2 separate regions of the Homo sapiens genome follow, and region 1 is linked to region 2. The links are chromatin loops, found by intact Hi-C in ENCODE. Cell type or tissue: dorsolateral prefrontal cortex. All regions are shown on one strand. Links, peaks and the distances in the headings refer to the core of each region. The heading gives the core; the rest is flanking DNA. Region 1 has its middle 7.8 kb from the start of HLA-G. Region 2 has its middle 7.6 kb from the start of MOG.

Region 1 (8,335 bases), core at 213-8,212, 190 kb after region 2:
TTTTTTTTTTTTTTAGATGGAGCCTCACTCAGGCTGGAGTGCAGTGGTGCAATCTCAACTCATTGCAACCTCCACCTCCCGGGTTCAAGCAATTCTCCTGTCTCAGCCTCCCTAGTAACTGGGAGTACAGGCACATGCCACAATACCCAGCTAATTTTTTGTATTTTTAGTAAAGACGGGATTTCACCATGTTAGCCAGGATGGTCTTGATCTCCTGACCTTGTGATCTGCCCGCCTCTGCCTCCCAAAGTGCTGGGATTACAGGTGTGAGCCACCATGCCTGGCTTCCCCAACCTTCTTAAAGGAAGCAGATTCTGAAACTTCCCGAGAGGAGAGGTCCCAGAGTTTTTCATTGTAGTTTACTTTCTGTTGGAACTCCTCTTCTGCTCTCTCTCCTACTCTTCTTCCTGCCCTGAGTTGTAGTAATCCTATTGCTGGCTCCAAACCAAACTCATGGATTTGTAAAGCAGAGTCTAATTTAGATTCATATGTGGTTGGATAATTGGAGCCATAAGCCTTGGGTTATCTTTCCTCAAGAGACAAATATGGTTGTGTGCTGCAGTGTGCAGGAGGATTGGTGTGGGAGGAGGGAGGGAGGGAGGACACAAAAGCAGCCCTGGTGAGAAAAGCACTGGTGCATTTATATCCACATGAGATAATATTGTTCCACAGCGGCTACAAAATGACATTTGGCCTGAGTCTACATTAATAAAGATATTGCCTTTAGAATAGGGGGGCGCACTACAGTAATCATCCATTCAAGTGGCATTTGTTGTCTGCTAGGTATTTGACTGTTTTTGCATTTAGAAAACATCGTTAAAGTAAAAACAGAAAAATTTCTGGCCTTGTCGTGTATACATTCTAGATGCAAGCTTGTCCAACCTGCAGCTCTCGGGATGCATGTGGCCCAGGACAGCTTTAGAATGTGACGATTTTTTTGCTTATCTGTAGTGGCAGATATCATGAAAATTATCCATGCATTTTTTTTCTTTTTTCTATTTTTTTCTGCTCATCAGCTGTCATTAGTGTATTTTTTGTGTGGCTCAAGACAATTCTTCTTCCTATGTGACCCAGGGAAGCCAAAAGATTGGACACCTCTGCAGGCAGATGATATAGTATAAGCAGAGTAGGAACAGAAAATGCTTGAGTTAGAAGGTGGCAAGTGCTGTGTGGCAGGTGATCCAGAGGGTGGGCTGTGGGTACAGGGAGGTGGCTGTTGTGCTGGGTGGTCAGCATGGGCCTTGTTGCAAATGTGACCTTGGAGTAAAGATTTGAGGGATGTGAGGAGTTGTCTACACGGATGTCTCAGAAAGTTCTTTTCAGGCAGGGAAACCTTCAGTGCAGATGCACTAGGGCAGGAAATTGTCTGTGTTCCTGGAAGGAGGAAGAGGCCAGAAGTGTTGAACAGAGAGAAACTGAAATGAAGTCAGAGGTGTGCCCAGAGCAGGTTGCCCTGGAGGGTGTGGGAAGGATGTTGACCTTTGCTCTGAATGACATGGGGAGTTAGAGGACAGTTTTGGAAAGTGGGACATGGTAGGACTTATCCTTTGAAAGCTTCTCTCTGGCTGCTGTGCTGAGAACAGAATTGAGAGGTGGGGGACTAGTGAGGCAGTGGGAAAAACGGTGGGAAAGGAGTGCAGTATTCCAGGATGGAGACGTCGCTTACCTTGACTGGGGTGTGAGCAGGGGAAATAGTGGGAAGTGATGGGATTCTGGATGAATTCACAGCACTTGCTAATGGATTTATCTGTGGTGTGAGAAAGAAGAATCAAGGACACCCACAGTATTGGACTGAGTGAGCAGAAGGGTGGAGCTGCTGTCAATGGAGATGGGGAGACTCTGGCAGGAGCATACAGAGGAGAGGGCATTGCAGGCATCCAGTGGAGGTGACATCTACGAGGAATGAAGGTGAGGGGCCCAGATGCCTCTGCAGCTACAGATTCATCATCCAATCACTATCCTACTTCCACCACCCCTGTGTCTCAGAGCCAGAGCATTGATTCTCCCCTGTGCTGTCTGCACAGGTAGGTGAAAGTCAGGGAAGTTATGGTCTGCTGTTGGTTATAATAAGTCACAGATTATTGTGCTTTCTCAGATAATTAAAGAAATAATAAGAGAATTTGTAACTAGAACACTTACTGAGAAGACCACAATAATGCAAAGTTTTTTATTCATCTAAAGAAGGCAACAGAAGAAAAATAGTTGAGCAAGAAAGATAATATTAGAAGGCAGTAAATGAAAATGGACAGACTTAAACCCAATGAGGTCAACAATGACATTAAACGTAATGGACTCAGACACTCCAATTACAAGACAAATAGTGCAGAGGGATAAAAATAAATAAGTAAATAAATAAATAACCGTAGGCTATTTACAAAAGCCATAATTTCAGTAGAAGGTACAGAAAAGTTGAAAGTAAAAAGATAGAAAAGAAATACCAGACAAACATTCATGAAAGACCACATGGAGATGCCATTTAGAAAAATTACAGCACATGAGTCTCCTGAGACATAGAGTACATGTAGACAGCTCACAGTGTCTTTTTCCTTTTTTTCAGAGACAGGGTCTGTTGCCCAGGTTGAAATGCAATGGTGATATCAGACCTTACTGTAACCTCAAACTCCTGGGCTGAAGCAATTCTCCTGCCTCAGCCTTCTGAGTAGCTAGGACGAGAAGCCTGTGCCGCCACACCTGGCTATAATGTCTCATTTTCTCATTTGCTGTGGTGTGAACAAGGAAACAATATCATACCATGTATTTGACTTGCAGCAGGTACACAACAAATGTCAGGTGAATGAAGAAATAAAACCACTTAGTAATCCAAGCCATATCCACATTTACATTTTACAGGTGAGGAGCAACATCCCAGACAAGTAAAGTAAAATAAATTGATTTACATCATCCAGAGCAGAATCGAGAACACATTCCCTGTGCTAAAGGAATCAGAACTCTACTAGGGGTCATAGCAGATATCATGCAAGTCACATATGTTAATTACTAGAACTGGAGTTGATACATTTTGAGATATACTAAACCAAGGGTTTGGAAGGATTAACTGAATGCAGAAATAAAGGAAGAAAATAGATTTGTTTAAAAGATGGTTAGAATCTTTAAAGAAACAACATCTTTTTAAAGTGGCCTTATGTGGACCAAAGCAGAGATGAGCTCAAATGTCAGGTGGGAAAATGCTTGACTAAATGCAGCTCTAGACCCAAGGGAGACCTAAAAATCCTGGGACATTTTCGGTTGTCACGTGGGGATTGGTGGGAGGGGGTGAGTGGGGTGCTGCTGGCAAACCTCCCACAATGCACAGGACAGACCACAAGGGATTCTCTGTCTCAAATTCTTAATAGGGCTGCTGTTGAGAAACCCGCCCGAGAGGTAAGTGCTGTAATGTCCTCACCATTTCACAGATTAAGAAACTGAGGCACCAGGAAGAAAAGTGTCAGTAGGACCAGAGCTGAAGGTTGAATCCAGGCCACCTGGCTGCAGGGTCTTGGCTTCCCTGGTTAAGTCAGGGACCCAGGAGCCCACCACAAACAATCCCAGCTGCGCGGTGCCTTCATGGTCTGTGGCGCCCCCTGGTGTTGACACTGGGCCTGTGGCCAAATGAGGCTTGAGGGAAAAGGAAAACGGGTTTAGGTAGCGGGATCTCCTTCAGGCTCTCCAGATTTCAAGCCATGACTTACACTCAGAAAAAATAATGTTCACCTTAATTATCTCCCCAACCCTGTTTTTCCCAGTTCCGGCCAGTACCCTCCCTCGACTCCATCAACATCAGTACCTGCCAGATGCCCAGCACCCACCATGTGAGGAGTGAAAATGCCCCAGGACTAAAGGACAAGATGACGTTCCACCCCAGCCATCCCGCCCCTCCTAGAGCTCTAGCTCTGTGCATTTAGTGCTTAGGCTTTTAACCTGGGGTCCGCGAACCCACTTTCCCATGACACTGCGTGCAGAAGTGATGTTACATGCACACATGACTTCATTACAGGACATTGGATATTAATATTCATCCGATCAACTGGGGGCCCAAGATACCACTCTTCCCCCAACAGTTTGTGATCCTCTGAATTAAAGAAAGGGCAGAGATTGAGGGAGGCCCTAACTCCAAATCTTCTACCACTTCTAGGGAAGTGCTGAAAAGAAGTGCAAGGTACTCAACCCGCTCTGGGAATACAGCAGGAAAGCAGAGTGTTCATGGATTTCGAATTCCATCAAAGAAATACAACTTTGGCAAAATATCCAAGTCACTTTTCTAAGCCCCAGGCAGCAGCTCAAAACAAACAACACCAAAAACAAAACAAAATCTCGGCCCAGGTGAAATCATTGAAGACATAAAACTTTGTGAGACCTGTATTTAGAGCGAAGGACAATTCAATTTAGGGCTGCAGCAGAAAACCCCTACATCATATTGGGTTTTTCCTCATCATGAAGTTCTCCTGGAGGGACCTTCTCCCTTCAGCAGTGCATAGTGAGGCCATTTCTGTGTAAAAAGATAGAATCTCCTTGGATTCCTGATGTTTACATTTACTACTCACTTCTTTGACTTTGTAGATGCCAACTTCACATTCAACATCTTTCAATTATTTTCTTTACTTTGTCTAAGCAGAGAATTTAAACTTGTTTCTGAAGCAGAAAACCAGGGACTGGTTATTTGAGCTATCACCCCACTCTGTGGCTCTCTTATGCAATAAGCATAAGAGATTGTGGGCCAACAGAATTTGTAGCAAGATAAACATAAACCCTTCATTTCAGCCTATGTTTCTGTTTGTCTGGTGATGTTCCAGTCTTGCTCCAGTCTTAACATTTTAAAAAGTATAATTTTACTTAAATTTCATTTTATAGGAAGTCATATGTATTCATTTCTGTTAGGTTTCTCAGTGAAAGCCTCCTCAAAACAACTGTGAAGTAAAGACATGTAAATAAATTCATGGTGCTCCCATGTATTCGTGCTCATTGCATCTTACAAATGTGTCAGCCCCACTGCAACAGATGGTGCATCAACAAATGGTGCTGGAAACCTGGATATCCACATGCAAAAGAATGATGCTGGACAAAATTTATGCCCTTCCATTACACCCTTTTCAAAAATTAAGTCAGAATGCCTTAAAGAACTAATCTTAAGAGTTAAACCTGTAAAACTCTTAAAAGAAAATACTGAGGGAAAGTCTTATGGTCATTAGAATTGGTAGTGGTTTCTTGGCTGGTGACCAAAAGTACAAGCAATAAAAGGAAAATGACAAATAAGACTTCATCAAAATGTAAAAACTTTTTTGCATCAAAGGACGCTATTAAGAGGTGAAAAGAGGCTAGGCGCAGTGGCTCACGCCTGTAATCCCAGCACTTTGGGAGGCCAAAGTGGGTGGATCACCTGAGGTCAGGAGTTCGAAATCAGCCTGGCCAACATGGCAAAACCCTGTCTCTACTAAAAATACAAAAATTAGCCGGGCGCAGTGGTGGGCACCTGTAATCCCAGCTACTCGGGAGGCTGAGGCAGGAGAATCGCTTGAACCTGGGAGGCAGAGGTTGCAATGAGCTGAGATTGCACCATTGCACTCCAGCTGGGGCATCAGAGAGAGACTCCGTCTCAAAAAAAAAAAAAAAAAAAAAAAAAAAAAAAAAAAAAAGTGAAAATAAAAGAAACTGCATAGAATAAGATAAAATATTTGCCAATCACATATCTGATAAAGAATTAATATCCAGACTACATACAGAACTACAACTTAACAATAGCAAAACAATCTCATTCAAAAATGGGTAAAAGACATGAATAGACAATTCTCCAGAGAAGATACACAGTAAGGACATAAAAATAAGGAATTCCAATAAGGACATGAAAATATGCTCAGCTTCACTAGTCCAGGTGTTGGTGAGGATGTGGAGAAAATGGAATGCTTGTGCACTGCTGCTGAGAGTGAACAACAGTGCAGCCATCATGGAAACAGGATGACGCTTTCTCAAGAAGGTAAACATAGAATTTCCATATGAAGCAACAATTCCACTTTTGGGTGTATACCCCCCAAAAATTGAAAGCAGGTATGCACACAGATAATTGTACAGTCATGCTCATAGCAGTGCTATTCCCAATAGCCAAAAGGTGGACGCAACCCAAGTGTCCATCAGAGGATGATTGGAAAAACAAAATGTGGTGCATATACACATGGAATATTAATCAGCCTTAAAAGTGAAGAATATTTGGATTGGATGGAACCTTGAAAACACGCTAAATAAAATAAGCCAAAAAAAAGGCAAATATGATATTTCACTTATATGAGGCACCTAGAATAAGCAAATTCACAAAAACAGAAAGTAGAATACAGGTTACCAGGGGCTGAAGGCAGGAACAATGGGCAGCTGTCATTTAATGGGTACAGTCTCTGTTGGGATGATGAAAATGTTCTGAAAATGCATGTTGGTGTTTGTGTAACCACCATCAATTGTAAATGTGCTTAATGCCAATGAATTGTACACTGAAAAAAATTGTTAGAAGGTAAATCGTATAGTATGTGTGTTTTACCACAATTTTAAAAATATATATCAACACCAAATCCAATCACTTCTCACTCCTCTGCCACCTCCACCCCAGAACCATCCTCACTAGGATAGAAAACCGGAAGGGCCTTCCAGCTGGGCTGCCTGCTGACTCTCATGCCCACTGTCCATCACCCACACAACAGAGAGAGCGTGCCTTTCCAATGGGAATTAGGGCATATCCTATGAACGCTCCAGCTCCTTCCCTTCTTAGGCACAAGGAAACCCCAGTTTCCCACCATTTCCTATGCACTCCTTATCACAGGGTCCCCTCTGGCCACTTTGGCCTCATCCCATTACTCTCAGCCTAGCTCATTCTTCTCCACTCACACCAGTTTCTTGTCTACTCCACCCTGTCTCTACCACCTGCCCCTGCTGTGACTCCCACATGCATGTGCTGCCCAGTGATCCACATGGCTCACTCCTCACACCATTAAGGTCCCTGCTTAAATGTCCCATGGTCAAGTGTTCAGAAATGTCTTGTCCAGTGACCTCTTCTGAAATCTATCCCCTGCCATTCCCACCACCGCCACCAATCTTCTAACCCAAGCATATTTTTCTTAATGGCAATTATCAGTGATACTATGACAGGTTTTATTTGTTTATTGTCTGTTGATTTATTAAGGTTACCAAGAAAGAAAGAACCAATAGCATAGGTACATAGATGATAGATAGATAATAGATAGATAGATGATAGATGATAGATAGATGTTAGATGATGATAGATAGATAGATAGATAGATAGATAGATAGATAGATAGATAGACAGACAGATAGATAGGTGATTTATTGGGCTAATTGGCTCACACAATTATGGAGGCTGAGAAGTCCCATGATAGACTGTCTGGAAGCTGGAGAACTAGAAAAGCCAGTAGCGTGGCTCAGTCCAAAGTCAAAGCCCTGAGGACCCAGAATACAGAACAGGAGGATAAAGGGGCTCACTGGTGCAAAAGTCAGAGTCCAAAGATCATCGAACCTGGAGTTTTGATGTCCAAGGCAGGAGAAGAAGGGTGTCCCAGCCCCAGTTCCAGAGAGAGAGACAGAGACAGAGAGAGACAGAGAGACAGAGACAGAGAGAAATTTTACTTCTATCTACCTTTCTGTTCTATCTGGGCCACTAGGTGATTGGACTGTGGCTGCCCACAGTGAGAGAGCATCTTCCCCACCAGTCCACCCACTCACATCCCTTCCAGAAAAACTCTCACAGACACTGGTTTAATACTTACAATTTGAGTAGTCTATAATTTATTTTTTTGAGATTGGGCTTGCTGGCTGGAGTGCAGTGTTGTTCATGGCTCACTGCAGCCTGAATCTTCCAGGCTTAAGCAACCCTCCCACCTCAGACACCCAAGTAGCTGGGACTACAGGCATGTGCCACCAAGCCCGGCTAATTCTTTTGAATTTTTTGTAGAGACAGGGTTTCTCTATGTTGCCTAGGCTGGTCACAAACTCAGGGGCTCAAGCAATCTGCCAGCCTGAGCCTCCCAAAGTGCTGGAAGTACAGGCATGAGCCACCATGTCCATCCTGAGTGTTCTATGAATTTTTAAAATCACAACCATAGAAGAATCTTCATGTACAAACATGCTTGTCAAAATATTCTTTACCAAAAGACAAGATGAAAGCACATGGATCTAAAAGAACCCTGGTGACTTCTCCTTGTTTGAGATGGGATGCAGCTTCTAGAAGTGTGTAAATTTTATGCAGACTTTATGACATGGAAAACTACTTTCATAATAATACATTCAAAAAGCAACTTCAAAATAACCCACAACCACTCTGGGAGGCCAAGGTGGGTGGATC
Region 2 (8,335 bases), core at 64-8,063:
ATAGAGATGGGGTTTTGTCATGTTGCCCAGGCTGGTCTTGAGCTCCTGACCTCAGATGATCCGCCCACCTCGGCCTCCCAAAGTGCTGGGATTACAGGTGTGAGCCACCGCGCCTGACCTATTTTTACTTTTTTAAAAGACAGGTCTCACTCTATTGCCCAGGCTGCTCTTGAACTCCCGGCCTCAACCAATTCTTCCTGCTCAGCCTCCTGAGTAGTTGGGACTACAGCACTCACAACTGTGCCTGACCCTTCTCTTAATTTTAACTCCTGAGTGATTTTCTTCTCTGGACCCCAAGGAGTCATGATATCTCTAAATTATATCCTGAAGTTATTTCAACTTTAGAAAATAAAGTTTTAGGCCTGGTTCAGTGGCTGACACCTGTAATCCCAATACTTTGGGAGGCTGAGGCAGGCAGATTGCTTGAGCCCAGGAGTTTGAAGCTAACATGGCAAAACCCCATCTCTATCAAAAAAAAAAAAAGAAGAAGAAGAAGAAGAAGAAAAGAAAAAAGGCTAGGCGCGGTGGCTCACACCTGTAATCCCAGCACTTTGGGAGGCTAAGGTGGGCAGATCACGAGGTCAGGAGTTCGAGAACAGCCTGACCAACATAGTGAAACCCTGTCTCTATTAAAAATACTAAAATTAGCCAGGTGTGGTGGTGGACACCTGTAATCCCAGCTACTCAGGAGGCTGAGGCAGGAGAATCACTTGAACCGGAGAGGCAGAGGTTGCAGTAAGCTGAGTTTGCGCCATTGCTCTCCAGCCTGGGTGACAGAGTGAGACACCATCTCAAATAAAAAAGAAAAGAAAAAAAAGATCTTGGAATGCTTTTTTTCTGCCTGTGTATTGATATTATTCTTAAGGGGCTCATAAGAAAACTAAATATATATATTTACATATATATATATATATAAAATCACCCAGGTTGGAGTGCAGCGGTGCAATCTCAGCTCACTGCAATATCTGCCTCCAGGGTTCAAGCAATTCTTTTGCCTCAGCCTCCCCAGTAGCTAGGATTTCAGGCATGCACCACCATGCCTGGCTAATTTTTGTATTTGAAGTAGAGACAGGGTTTCGCCATGTTGGCCAGGCTGGTTTTGAACTCTGGACCTCAAATGACCCTCCTGCCTAAAGTACTGGGATTACAGGGGTGAGCCACCATGCCTGGCCCAGAAAATATTATTGTTATTTAATATGACCTGCCATAACTACCATTAAAAGTAGTACAGGTGTGCAAAAGAAACTTATCTGGCTATGGCTGGGCGCGGTGCTCACGCCTGTAATCCCAGCACTTTGGGAGGCTGAGGCAGACTGATCATGAGGTCAGGAGATCAAGACCATCCTGGCTAACATGGTGAAACCCTGTCTCTACAAAATATACAAGAAAAAATTAACCGGGCATGGTGGCGGGTGCCAGCTACTCGGGAGGCTGAGGCAGGAGAATGGCGTGAACCTGGGAGGCGGAGCTTGCAGTGAGCAGAGATCGCGCCACTGCACTCCAGCCTGGGCAAGAGAGCAAGACTCGGTCTCAAAAAGAAAAGAAAAGAAAAGAAATCTTACCTGGTTGTAAGATTTTTTTCTCATTTAGTCAATAAATATTTATGGAATAGGGCAGTTTGGGATCACACACATGAGCTAAGCATGATGTCAGCCTTCATAGCTCCTACAATGTGGTATGGTGATTTTTTTTTCTTTTTGAGATGGGAGTCTCACTGTGTCAACCAGCCTCAAACAGTCCTTCCATCTCAGCCTCCCAAGTACCTGGGACTACAGGTGCATGCCACCATGCCCAGCTACTTTTTTGTATTTTTGATAGAAACAGGGTTTTGCCATGTTGGCCAGGCTGATCTCAAATTCCTTTCCTCAAGTGATCCGCCTGCCTTGGCCTCCAAGAGTGCTGGGATTACAGGCATGAGCCACTGCACCCAGCCAATGATTTTAAAACTGGAATACAGAAAGAGAAGAAGAAAGTCATGCTCCATCTTTATTATTTAAAAATCAGAACAGATACACATATTTGTTGTGAGCACTAATTAAAATATCCTTAAAGTTTCCTTACCTTGGAGTGGAATTATTTGCATATGTATACACATGATGCTGACTTTAGAAGAAAAGTTACAAGTTAAAACACGTTTGATTAATAAAAGAAAAAGAAATAAATTATACATAAATTTAGCTTTGTTGCTGAAAATCACCTCTCCAAACATAGAGTTCAGGTTGGGGCAAATAAAAAATTGCATAAAACAAAAAGGCTAAGAAATGGTACAAAAAACTCAGAGAACCACTACTTCACGTTTCCCAATAAAGCATCTTTTATATTTATAAAAGTTAAGCCTGCATATCTCTGCCCCCAATTGCAGCAGAAACACCTGAAAAAGAATGCCAGTCTGGTCTTGCTCTGACAATGGTTTTCTGACTGACCTTGAGCCTGTCACAACCCGTCTGGCCTCAATTTCATCAACTGTAAAATAAGAATAAAACTATTTGATATCTTTAACTCACATACTATTGTGAGAAATAAATACAATCATAGACAAATGTTTTCAGAATGTGAAAATGCTATAGGAACACACTTTTTCTCCAGTGGCTGGCATAAAAGTGTTGGTATGCTATACCACCAAGTCATTAGATATGAGTTAATTTCTGGATTACTGTTTCAGTAAGAATAAGCTCTACACAACTTCAGCAAGTGATGTTGGTATGTCATCCACAAAGTTCTATCACCCTATTCCATAGCATACCCCTGTTGAACTTCCCACATCCCTGTCTTCCCTTAGCTTCCTGTATCCAACCTCAGCGCAATAGCTCAGTTTGACCATTAGATGGTACCAGTTACAAGGCAAACTTAGGTCCCTTCAGAAACTGAGCATTTCTAAAAAGCAAATATTTTTTCAGGTTTGTTTGTAACTTAAACAACAAAAAAATCATTATTTTAAAGGCCATATGCTCACTGTGAAAATATATCAGGTGGTGTATGAAATAATAAGTAAATTATCTGCCGGGCGCGGTGGCTCACGCTTGTGATCCCAGCACTTTGGGAGGCCTAGGCGGGCAGGCAGATCACGAGGTCAGGAGTTGGAGACAAGCCTGGCCAACACAGTGAAACCCTGTCTCTACTAAAAATACAAAAATTAGGCCGGGCGCGGTGGCTCACGCCTGTAATCCCCGCACTTTGGGAGGCCGAGGCGAGCGGATCACGAGGTCAGGAGATCGAGATCATCCTGGCTAACACGACGAAACCCCGTCTACTTAAAAAAAAATACAAAAATTAGCCGAGGGTGGTGGCGGGCGCCTGAAATCCCAGCTACTCAGGAGGCTGAGGCAGGAGAATCGCTTGAACCTGGGAGGCGGAGGTTGCAGTGAGCTGAGATCACGCCACTGCACTCTAAGAGTGAAACCATGTCTCAAAAAAAAAAAAAAGTCAAAAATACTAATAAAAATACTAATCTCGTAGTTAACAGATTGCTGTGACCTAGAGCAAGTAAAGGTGTAATTATCAGCCTATAGGGGTTAGAGTGGCAAGAAGATGCCTGAGGGTGAGCCTACAGCCTAAAAGATAATAGAATACAAAGGCTGAAGACCTACAGGCAGGGATTCTTTGTCATTCATTCTTTCAGCAAACTTATTCTAATATGTATCCCTCACTATTCAATGCCCAGGAGGGCACAGGGAAAATAAGACGAAGTCCTGCCCTCACTGGCTAACATTCTAAGCACAGGTGCTGCACAAGAGGTGTTATGTTTTTTGGGGGAGCCAGACACAGGCCTAAGCACTTTATGTACCTTGTCTCATTTAATCCTCACATCAGCACCACGAGGTGACAGAATTATCATTTTGCAGTTAAATAAATTGATATTTCTTCATGGCCAGGTGCAGTGGCTCACGCCTGTAATCCCAGCACTTTGGGAGGCTGAGGCGGGTGGATCACCTGAAGTCGGAGTTCGAGACCAGCCTGACCAACATGGAGAAACCCCATCTCTACTAAAAATACAAAATTAGCCGGGCATAGTGGCGCATAGCCTGTAATCCCAGCTACTCGGAAGGCTGAGGCAGGAGAATCACTTGAATCCAGGAGGTGGAGGTTGCGGTGAGCCGAGATCGCGCCACTGCACTCCAGCCTGGGCAACAAGAGCAAAACTCCGTCTCAAAAAAAAAAAAAAAAAAAAGAGAGATTTCTTTAAGCTCTTTGCCTAGGGTCACAGGTCTTTCCACAGGACCGTAGACTAGAGTCAGATGTGTTCCTCAATCAATTAGGAAAGGGTGGTGCTGGAATTTGCATCTGAGTATTCCAAGCTTCTATATTCTCATATTCTGGAATGAGGATATTATGAGTCCTGAAACAACTCTAGAAATTCTAGGCTACATAATTATCCCTCCATAACGTGTTCTCTGCCAGAATAATAATGAAAAAAAAGTACTGTGGTGGCCAGACCCCAAGATGATTGGCGAAGTGAAAGTTGCCCAGTTCCAAAATGGCCACCACCGCACTTTCCTGGCGTCGGAGCGACTACGTAGTGACAGAAGGACCATCAGCAGGTGGGTGCTCACAGGGACTGTGCCAGTTGCCAAACTGGCCACCTGGGCCTTTCTTCTCCTGAGCAACAGCCAAGCAACATTATAGGCTTCAGGCCTACCTAGCCCAGGCTGGGTTAAAGCAGATAAACGAAGCGGACAGCGGAGGAAAAGCACGTAACCAAGTGCAGTGGGTCTGAAGCGAAAGGCAAGAAAAGCTCTGCCCTTAGGAACGGGGTGTCACTGCGCGGCTCGCAGGCACCTCTCTTTGACCTATTTATAATCTGCGCCTTATTCTCCGCCCCCAAAGGCTGCTGGCAACCAATTCTCGGTGGCGAAGTCGTGACGTCAGCTGTTGCGGGTCAGATTGGGAGAGCTTCCTGGTCCTTACCTAGCAAGATTCTGCCGCTAGGTGGCGAAAAGCGAAGGGGCCAAAGAAATGGAAAGAAGGCGAGGAAAAGCGGGAGAAGATGGGGAAGGAAAATGTATATTCTTGTATCATCCTACAGCTAGGCAAAAATATTAGGATAATGTGGCCTAACCTCCAGTTCTATGTTGGCTGGAAAATCCAGGAATGGGAAGCTCACTCCCGTAGTTCCCACTCATTCCCACCACGGTTGGACAGCTCTGAAGGAGGGAAAATTCTTTCTTTTGAGCTGAAATCTGCCTTCAGAGTCTTGCACCCAACTGTTCTACCCCACGGGGACCTACAGAACAGCCCAAAGCCTCTTACGCAGGACAACCCATAGCAGTTTGATTAAAATCAGCGCAAACCCATTCCCATTTGGTGAGGGGGGAGGGGGAGGGGCAAGCCTCAGTGCCTGACTCACTTGACTCACAAGAAGCTGAATGTTTTTCCTTTTGAAAGATAAAAATATTGGTGAATCTCAGACTAACAATAGGGAATACACAAAAATGGAAAAAATGTTGATAGATAAAATTTAAACCTTTGGTAGAACATAATTAGTTTTTTGTTCTCTACATTTTTCCATATCGTTTCTAATTTTTCTACACTGTATGTGTTACTTAAAGAAATAAACCAGTAGGCCAGGCGCGGTGGCTCACGCCTGTAATCCCAGCACTTTGGGAGGCCGAGGCGGGCGGATCACGAGGTCAGGAGATCGAGACCATCCTGGCTAATACGGTGAAACCCCGTCTCTACTAAAAAAATACAAAAAATTAGCCAGGCATGGTGACGCACCCCTGTAATCCCAGCTACTCAGGAGGCTGAGGCAGGAGAATGGCGTGAACCCGGGAGGCGGAGCTTGCAGTGAGCCGAGATCGTGTCACTGCACTCCAGACTGGGCGACAGAGCAAGACTCTGTCTCAAAAAAAAAAAAAAAAAAGAAAAAGAAATAAACCAGTATGGCCGGGCGCGGTGGCTCATGCCTGCAATCCCAGCACTTTGGGAGGACGAGGCGGGTGGATCACGAGGTCAGGAAATCGAGCCCATCCTGACCAATATGGTGAAACCTCGTCTCTACTAAAATACAAAAAATTAGCCGGGCGTGGTGGCGGGTGCCTGTAGTCCCAGCTACAAAGGAGGGTGAGGCAGGAGAATCCCTTGAACCCGGGAGGTGGAGGTTGCAGTGAGCCAAGATCGTGCCATTGCACTCCAGCCTGGGCAACAAGAGCGAAACTCCGTCTCAAAAAAAAAAAAGAAAGAAAAGAAAAAGAAATAAAGCAGTATGAAAGAGCAGCCCCTGGCTGCATTCACCACAGCACCCATGCTCACACATGCTACAGGCGCTCACTTGCTGGGAGCTGCCTCACATTGATTCGGATCAGTGTTCTCATTTCTCCGACCTACCTAGGAAGCATCTGGCTAAATTGATGTAAATTAGACATTTTATAGTCTATCGGTCATTGAGCCTCAGTGGAATATCTAGACCAATTTAAACACACAAATATTATGGGAAATAGGGCCACAAAAGTAGAAAAGAAAACGTGAATTCCTCTTTATATTTATGCCACTAGAGGGAGTTCCAGAAGAAAATCACTGCATGTAAGGGCTAATGACTGTATTTACTGAGTGGTTACTGTGTACCATTCACAGTTCACAGGGACTCATTCATGTCATTCTCATGATAACCCTGATGAAGTGGATGATATTATTCCCTCACTCACTAAGGAGAAAGCCAGGGTACAGTGAAGTATACAACTTTGTGCAGGGCAATTTATCAATATTTATTGAAATTACCAAAAAACATGCTCTCTGAACAAACTATTCTACCAGTGTAGAAAGCAGAGTAAACTTCATGGGTGAGTGACCAGGGCAGTCACACAAGGGCCCCATGCTTAGAAGGGATACTGTGTTTGGGTTCTAAAGCTCTGTGGTTCCTGTCTTGAAATTCTTAATAATTTTATCTTTCAATTTGTGTCTTATAATGAAGTCCGATGAGAAAGCAGAACATGGGCTAGAGACTTTTGGAGCCTGGCTCAAGCGAGGTCCTGCTCCCCATGCCTCCCAGCCTCCCCAGGACTGGTTTTCAGCTGCCGGCTCCACCACCTTCTGTGCAGGCTCGCTCCCAGCAGGGGCCTGGGAACAGTGGAAAGGAGGGGAGCGGTCAGGCATACACACCTCCCTTGCCAAATGGAAGGCATGGCCCTAGGCACTTGTGAAGATCTGCACTTCCCCCTAGGTACTCCTGTGCCTGGAGTGTGACATTAAATTAAAAAAAAAAAGGCCGGGCGCGGTGGCTCACGCCTGTAATCCCACCATTATGGGAGGCCAAGGCAGGCGGATCACGAGGTCAGGCGATCGAGACCATCCTGGCTAACACGGTGAAACCCCGTCTCCACTAAAAATACAAAAAAATTATCTGGGCATGGTGGCGAGCGCCTGTAGTCCCAGCTACTTGGGAGGCTGAGACAGGAGAATGGCTTGAACCCGGGAGGCGGAGGTTGCAGTGAACCGAGATTGCGCCACTGCACTCCAGCCTGGGCGACAGAGCGAGACTCCATCTCAAAAAAAAAAAAAAAAAAGAAAAGAAAAAAACCCCACATAATAGGTTGACAGTGGAACCACAGAAAAAAGGAAAAGGTTGGGTTTTTTTTCTGCTTTTTATTTTCTATTTTATTATTTTTTAATAGATTTATTTAACTAGAGATGGGGTCTCACTATGTTGTAAAGGCTGGACTCGAGACCCTGGGCCCGAGCGATCCTCCAACCTGGTCCTCCCAAAGTGATGGGATTACAGGCGTGAGCCACTGCACCTGGTCTTTTCCTGCTATTAAACAAGGAGCTCCATAGTTTCATTTTGCCCCTCAAAATATGTAGCTGGCCTTAGTAGACTGATATTCATTGCCAAATTATATGTAAGAGCAAAAAGGTTGAAAATGATGGCCTGACATTGATCAATTTGTGCCTTTAGGTAACATATAACTGTAATATAACTGCAATACAACTAGAATATAACTCATAAAGGCAAGAATCTTGTCTGCCTTGCTGAAAGTTTTATAATCAGGGCCTAATATAAAGTATGACACATAGCACTTGCTTTTAAATATGTATTGATTTAAATTAATTGAGTACATTTTTGCTTCATCCTAGTAAAAATAGGTATTTAAAAAACTGAAACAGTCTAAATGTCTTGGGATGCTACTTAAATAACTATATTATATTCATCCAATAAAATATTGTAAGCTGTTTAAAAATAACAAGGATGTTCTTTAGGTACTGATAAGGAAAGAGCTTCAAGATAAATTGTTACCATTTATGTAAAACAGGTGGGAGAAGGGAGAGGGAGGGATGTGTGAGCGCTACTTGCAGTACTCACAGGCAGTGACTTTCGTGGAGCGCCCTCTAGTGGTATATATAT

What was found. Peaks named below come from ENCODE experiments on the same cell type or tissue, not always from the same donor. Only the 100,000 strongest peaks of a DNase experiment are listed, where the experiment ranks them.
Region 1: it touches region 2 in a loop (5-fold over the local background); 22 of 110 quality-filtered maps call a loop at or near these places.

What each region holds. Positions count from the first base shown.
Region 1 is chr6:29,831,436-29,839,770 of GRCh38, forward strand. It overlaps the pseudogene HCGVIII-2. Among named protein-coding and RNA genes, the nearest start is that of HLA-G, 7.8 kb to the left of the region's middle. In dorsolateral prefrontal cortex, for the core only: a CTCF peak has its summit at 3,575 (motif pointing left); a DNase peak (open chromatin) is centred at 3,566; H3K4me3 peaks cover 396 bases; H3K27me3 peaks cover 6,235 bases.
Region 2 is chr6:29,645,324-29,653,658 of GRCh38, forward strand. No RefSeq gene overlaps it. Among named protein-coding and RNA genes, the nearest start is that of MOG, 7.6 kb to the right of the region's middle. RefSeq lists an enhancer at 3,249-3,869. In dorsolateral prefrontal cortex, for the core only: CTCF peaks have their summits at 2,816 (motif pointing right), 4,920 (motif pointing right), 5,119, 6,486 (motif pointing right) and 1 weaker place; a DNase peak (open chromatin) is centred at 4,858; H3K4me3 peaks cover 1,573 bases; H3K27ac peaks cover 3,246 bases.